Regions from separate parts of the Homo sapiens genome. Here region 1 is linked to region 2. A link is a loop called in an ENCODE intact Hi-C map of the cell type or tissue named here. Cell type or tissue: gastrocnemius medialis. All regions are shown on one strand. Links, peaks and the distances in the headings refer to the core of each region. The heading gives the core; the rest is flanking DNA.

The links. Hi-C counts contacts between places; a loop is a spot of excess contacts. Peaks named below come from ENCODE experiments on the same cell type or tissue, not always from the same donor. Only the 100,000 strongest peaks of a DNase experiment are listed, where the experiment ranks them.
Region 1: it touches region 2 in a loop (5-fold over the local background); 4 of 110 quality-filtered maps call a loop at or near these places.

Annotation. Positions count from the first base shown.
Region 1 is chr17:8,375,368-8,378,273 of GRCh38, forward strand. It overlaps KRABD2 (KRAB domain containing 2), which reads right to left and starts at 1,337. Exons shown (of 2, transcript NM_001304947.3): 1 at 533-1,337. It overlaps RPL26 (ribosomal protein L26), which reads right to left. Exons shown (of 4, transcript NM_000987.5): 4 at 2,149-2,325. The coding sequence ends at 2,197. RefSeq lists an enhancer at 976-1,527 and a silencer at 1,272-1,471. In gastrocnemius medialis, for the core only: a CTCF peak has its summit at 1,400 (motif pointing left); a DNase peak (open chromatin) is centred at 1,384; H3K4me3 peaks cover 1,748 bases; H3K27ac peaks cover 2,088 bases.
Region 2 is chr17:7,840,262-7,843,167 of GRCh38, forward strand. All of the region lies in intron 2 of KDM6B (lysine demethylase 6B), which reads left to right. All of the region lies in intron 3 of LOC124904106 (translation initiation factor IF-2), which reads right to left. Among named protein-coding and RNA genes, the nearest start is that of KDM6B, 7.5 kb to the left of the region's middle. RefSeq lists a silencer at 1,432-1,591 and an enhancer at 2,122-2,431. In gastrocnemius medialis, for the core only: a CTCF peak has its summit at 1,497; DNase peaks (open chromatin) are centred at 1,520, 2,000 and 2,470; H3K4me3 peaks cover 1,918 bases; H3K27ac peaks cover 2,500 bases.

The DNA.
Region 1 (2,906 bases), core at 196-2,695, 540 kb after region 2:
CTGGCAATAACTGGCTGTGATGGAGAGGCGGCATCTTCCTTTGGATCAAGCTTGTCCAACCTGTGGCCTGTGGGCTGCACGCAGCCCAGGACGTCGGGACCTACTAACCTATTCATCTTACTTGCCCACTCCTGCACATTTCTAAGCTTTCAATATCTTTTTTCTTTCATTTTTTTTTTTTTTGAGAGGGTAGGGTCTCACTTTGTCACCCAGGCTAGAGTACAGTGGCATGATCACGGCTCCCAGGGTCAAGGCATCCTCCTACCGCAGCCTCCCAAGTAGCTGGGACTACAGGCATGCGTCACCAGACCCAGCTAATTTTTTCTTTTCTTTCTTTTTTTTTTTTTTTTGTAGAGACGGGGTCTCATTATGTTGCCCGAGGCTTCAGTATCTTTTCCAAAGCAACATGAAAGAAATGTGACCGTAAATCAATCAGCTTCTTGGTGTGATCTATGTGACGGCTAGGTGATAAACGAGTTGGTCAGAGAAAACTGGAAATATTTCCAAAGCCATGTTTACTCCCTTCACCCACCTGTGAGTCTTCGCCTTGGCTGTTTCCGACTCGGAATGTCCTCGCATTGATCCTCCCAATCACAGCCAGCTGAAACCAGCCTCCTTCCTGACGTATTCAGTAACTTTAGCTGATTGCCATCTCTCCTTCATCTCAACAACCTGTACCACACTCACTGGAGCACTTCGCTTTGCATCTTTAGTCGACCAGTTCAGATATATACAACCTATAAGGTAGGGACGGAGGCTTCTACCTGCCTGTACCCCCTTTGGAGGGCCCACGAATACAGAGCTGAGCACAAAAGATGTTTAAAGGACATTTTGTCAAAAATGTCGCTTACAGGTAGGTCGTTATTAGCAAGGTAGAGCAGCGGTACGGCCGAGTCTACGCTTGGGAATTCATTTGCTGACTCTTATCATTTACTGACTAAAGCAAAGTTACTGAGGCCTCAGTTTCCTCATCTACAACCCGGGGAGATGACCAGTACCCATCACAATCGATTGCTATGAAGATTCAATGATAATGCAGATAAGGCACTTAATACAGTGTCCCCTCACCGTCCACACCACACGGGCACGCCCGCTTATTCCTGAGGACCGGGCTGGGATGTCGCCTCCTTTGTGTAGCCTTCCTACCCTGACTTCGCAGACTGCTCCCACCGCCTGGATCCATGCCCGTCCACCCGCCAGCTCAGGGCTGAACGGCTGAGGCGGGCGCGCGGTGGAGAAAAGAGCTGCAGACTGAGGAAGGTCAGGAAGGAGAAAGGGACACACCAGACGCGGCGTCTGAATCCCCCTCCACCCAGAGGCCCCCGAGCAGCAACTCCGCCCCACCTCCCGCCCGCTCCGCCGGAAGCCGGTCAGCGCCAGCCGGAAGCCCCGCCCCCTAGAGGCACCGCGGACACCGTGCAGCGCTGTTCACCCAGATGCCAGCTGTGACCTTGGCTAAGCCAGTGACTTAACTCGGGCCCGTTCCCCATTCCCACGTTGTTGCCAAGTCTCCAGCCTGGAAAGTAAACGGGCTTCAGGTGTCCTGTTTAGATGCTTAAAATGAGGAACGGCAGGAGCACACACACTGCTGCCACCTCACACCTTTTCACTTCATCCTGACGAAGCTGCAGTTTAGTTTATATTTTAACTCAAAGACGTGTTAGGTTTTGGTTTGATGGCACTCATCCAGCACTTGTGCAGAAAACAAGGTAAAGGGGGCCCATGGGTCTATCAGATAACCTGAACCCGAGACCTCTCAATCTGGAGGAACAGCTTGAAGAAGTCATCTAGAAGCTATAAAGTCACAGAAGCTTCTTATCCTATTGAAAGCAAGACTTCCTATCCAATGGCAATACAAACTTTTACGCAGTAAGGTAAAAAATATAGCCTGTCCATATAGCAACCTATCCATAGTAAGCAAGTTAAAAGACAGGTTCAAGAGGAAGTGTTTCCAACTAGCTTTTCTTGTAGGCCTTCTTCTTCTCAATGACACCCCTCCAGCTTCTGATATATCCTCAAATGCTGCTGCCCACTATAAAAAAAATCTCATCAGTCCTGATTTCAGAAAAATTTTAGACCAACAAATCAGAGGTAAGAGACTGATCCACTGAAAACTAGGGAGTGTCCTAAATCACCACACACAAAACACAGGCTCTTTGTTTCAAGTTTTAATCAAAGCTTGTATATAAGATTACTTTATTCCTGCATCTTCTCAATGGTTTCTTCCTTGTATTTGCCCTTTTCCTTTCCTACTTGGCGAGATTTGGCTTTCCGTTCGAGGATCTTTTTGCGGTCTTTGTCCAGTTTTAGCCTAGTGATAACCACCTGCAGAAAAATAAGAAAAAAACACTCCCAAGCTTTAAATAATCACTAAAACACAAGGGAAAGCCCAACATTCAATACCATTTCCCAAACCTGGGGTAGGTGGATGCCTAATAAGAAAAGATTTTAACTTTTAAAAAACTCCAGAAATCACTCTTTAGCCATCAAACCTGGCTTATTTACTAATTTCCTACCAACAAAGGAGAAAAGGCAAGATGGTATCAGTAATTCTTAAAGCCTCTTCTGTGCTTCATTATAAGATTTGTTTCTTTTTCACTGAGAAATATATGATTCTGCTCTTCTCACTACAGTTTTACAAGCTGTCATATACAAATATATTTGTTTCCAAAGTAACTTCAGGCTGGGTGCGGTGGTTCATGCCCCCAATCCCAGCACTTTGGGAGGCAGAGGCAGGCGGATCACCTGAGGTCAGGAGTTTGAGACCAGTCTGGCCAACACGGTGAAACCCCTTCTCTACTAAAAATACAAAAATTAGCTGGGTATGGTGGCACATGCCTGTAATCCCAGCTACCTGGGAGGCTGAGGCAGGAGAATCTCTGGAACCCTGGGGGGGCGGAGGCTGC
Region 2 (2,906 bases), core at 143-2,642:
CTTTTCCCCACTATCTCCCTAGTGCTACAACTCAGTTGCTTATTGAAATGAAGAGGGAGTTTGCAAGCTGAAAAGTGGATATGAGCTACCCTGGAGGAATTTTTTCTTGGTAGGGAAACAGCTTTGTCCCTATAGGAGTTGTTGAACACCCTGGCTTTTGGAGGGTGTTCAGAATTTATTTGGGGAGATAGTGGAGATCACTGCCAGCCACAGCAGTCTTGGCATTTCACCTTTCCTTCCAGATCTCTTTCAGTCCCATTCTCTCCCCACTGCACTATAGCATTTGCCCCCATACCTAAGTCTTACTCTTCTGCTTCCCTCTCTCCTTCTGTCAGTTCTCTGCCTGAGGCCCTGCTTTATTTCCCATTCCTTTGTAGGAGAAAAGGGAAGATAATCCCTAAGCCAGGGGCTTAAGTTCTCTCTGTGTTGTTCTTCCTCATTACATATGGGGTTTCTCGAGTGGGACTGTTTTCTTCTATGTGTCTCTCACTATTTTGCTTGATGTTTTGCACATTGGGGTGCATGGTGGATTTGTGTTGAATAATGTTAACTGAATGAGCTTCATTATGAAGAACCTATGACTTCTGAGATTTGCTGCACAGCCTCCTACTTTATCCTCTAGAGGACGTGAGACATTGGGGATGGTAACATGGGTAGAGCTGAAAGGAAGGTTGACCCAGGAGATGGCCTGTGAGGATAAAACCAAGGGAGGGAGAGTAGGACAGAGGCAGTACATAAGAGTGGTAAGAATGTGGCTCTGGAAAGAAGCCTAGCTCTTTCATTCTTCACTTGCAGAATGACTTTGGCCAAGTCACCTAGCCTCTCTGGGCCTCAATTTCCTCATCTGTAAAATGGGGGTAATCAGAGTACCTCCTATGTCAGGTTTTGGGGAGGAGTAAAAGAAATGCTTGTAAAATACTTAATACAGTGCCTGGCATGTAACAAATATTCACAAAATGCTAGCAGTTATCACCACAGTGGGAGCCACAGGGAGCTCTGAGGATAAGCAGGGATGTCGAGGGATGGGACAGAACTTGATTGAAGGCAGACAGACCTCCAAATTCTTGACTCAGACAGAATGATCACTGATCCAGCGAGACGTCAGGATCGAGAGGAGTGTAGCAAGGAGTCAGGAGGGTGGGCCTGCGCCAGTGTCGCCCCGACTCTGTTCAGTAACATGAAGGCAAACACAGAAGGGCATGTGCGGAGACACACGTGATCACGCTAGTGATGCAGAGGCAGACCCAGACAAAAGACCGAGACAGGAGCTAGGCAGACACACAGACAGAGACAGCCCCGCGGAGTCATGTAGACAGGGATAATGACAGGAACGCGTCAGACACAGGCACAGAGGGAGACAAGATGAGCAGATATGCAGGTGCACGCGGAGACAGACACCGGGACCCACGCACAGCCGACCGTGTCAGACAGACTGGTGAACACAGCGCCCAGTCAGAGGCAGACACAAGGCCTGCAGTGACACATAGCGGGCCGGGGCCGGCACCGTCACTCCTCGGTGGGGGGCGGGGAGGGGCCGGCAGCCGGGGGAAGGCTGGGGAAGGGAATCCCGGGCGGGCGGCCTGCCCGGGTGGCTGAGTCACAGCGGAGCCTCAGCCGGCGGCCCTCCCCTCCGCCTCCCCCTCCCCCAGGTAAGAAGCGAGCGTGTAACCCCTCGCTTCCACCAGGCGTGATGAGGACGGGCAGGGAGCGGGTTGCGACGAGGGTCCTGGACCGCCCCACCTCGGCGCGCGCGCAGCATGCCCGCTGATTGCCGGCTAGGTAAAACCCTATCTGCGGGCTCTTGTCTCTGGCCGTCACGTGAGTTTGCGTGCGCACTTCAGGCCTCTTACCACGCGTCCCGCGCGGCTGCGGCGCTGCGCGGAGGGGCTCCTCGGCTCAAGCCCAGAGAGAGTTAAGTGGGTGTGATTGATGGAGTGTTCTCTCTTGGGGCTCCAGCGGGGGCGGGGGGTAGGGGGTCGGTTAAAGTCCCGAGTCCAGGGCCCGGATGGAGGGGGCGGAGCTGGGCTTCGCCGGGAGTGCCCGGATGGAGAGGGTGTGGCCTCGGCGGGAGCGGAATTAACCCTTTCAGAGCCGCTGGCTCCCGAGGTTGTGGGTCGGGTCGGGAGAGGCTGGAATGTCTGCCTCAGAAGTATATCGATCTCCCAGCCTGGCTCTGGCCGCGTGCGTCTACCTCTCGCCTGTCTTCGAGGAGTCTGTGGGTGTCAGTCTTTGTGCCTGTCCGTGGTTCCCTTCCCTTGGTTAGTATAGACACCGGGAGTCAGGGAGGGCTATTCTTGCCCCAGAGCGAGAGTGGAGGTGAGAGTGGAGCGCGAGCTGGCGGCGACTGGGGAACAGGTGCAAGCGCCGCGTCGGGGCTGCCCGGCACGGGGAGGGGCCATCGTGGGGGAAGACGAGAGGGGAAATTCCGCGGGACCGGTGGTGAGCCGGTGTGTGGGCTGAGGAGTTGTGTCTGCCTCTGACTGTGTGTCTGTGTGTGTTCAGGGAGGCGGGGGCTGAGTCAGTGGGAAGAGGGGAAGGTTTTCTGGGTGACTCACGCTCCCCCACCCCAAGCCTGAATCAGACCCCGAGGGAGGGCTTTGTACGGGGGGCGGGGGGGCGAGTGAGGAGTCCAGCGCCTGGGTCCCGGGTGCGGACAAGGATCCGAGGTGGCTGGCGAGAATGAGTGTGTGTTTAGTGTACAGGAAGTTTTGTCTTCAAGTGAGGGCTTTGTATTCTTGGGTGCTGGCGTGGGGCTTTGTGGATAAAGGTGGAAGAGCAGGGAGCTGGAGGGACGGCACTCACTGACTTAGGGAAAGCTGAGTCAGTTCCCCGTGGGAAAGGGGAAGTGGCAGAGGGGAAGTGTCATCATCGCCGAAGGGGAAGCTGCCTTTCCTGGTAACTGGCGG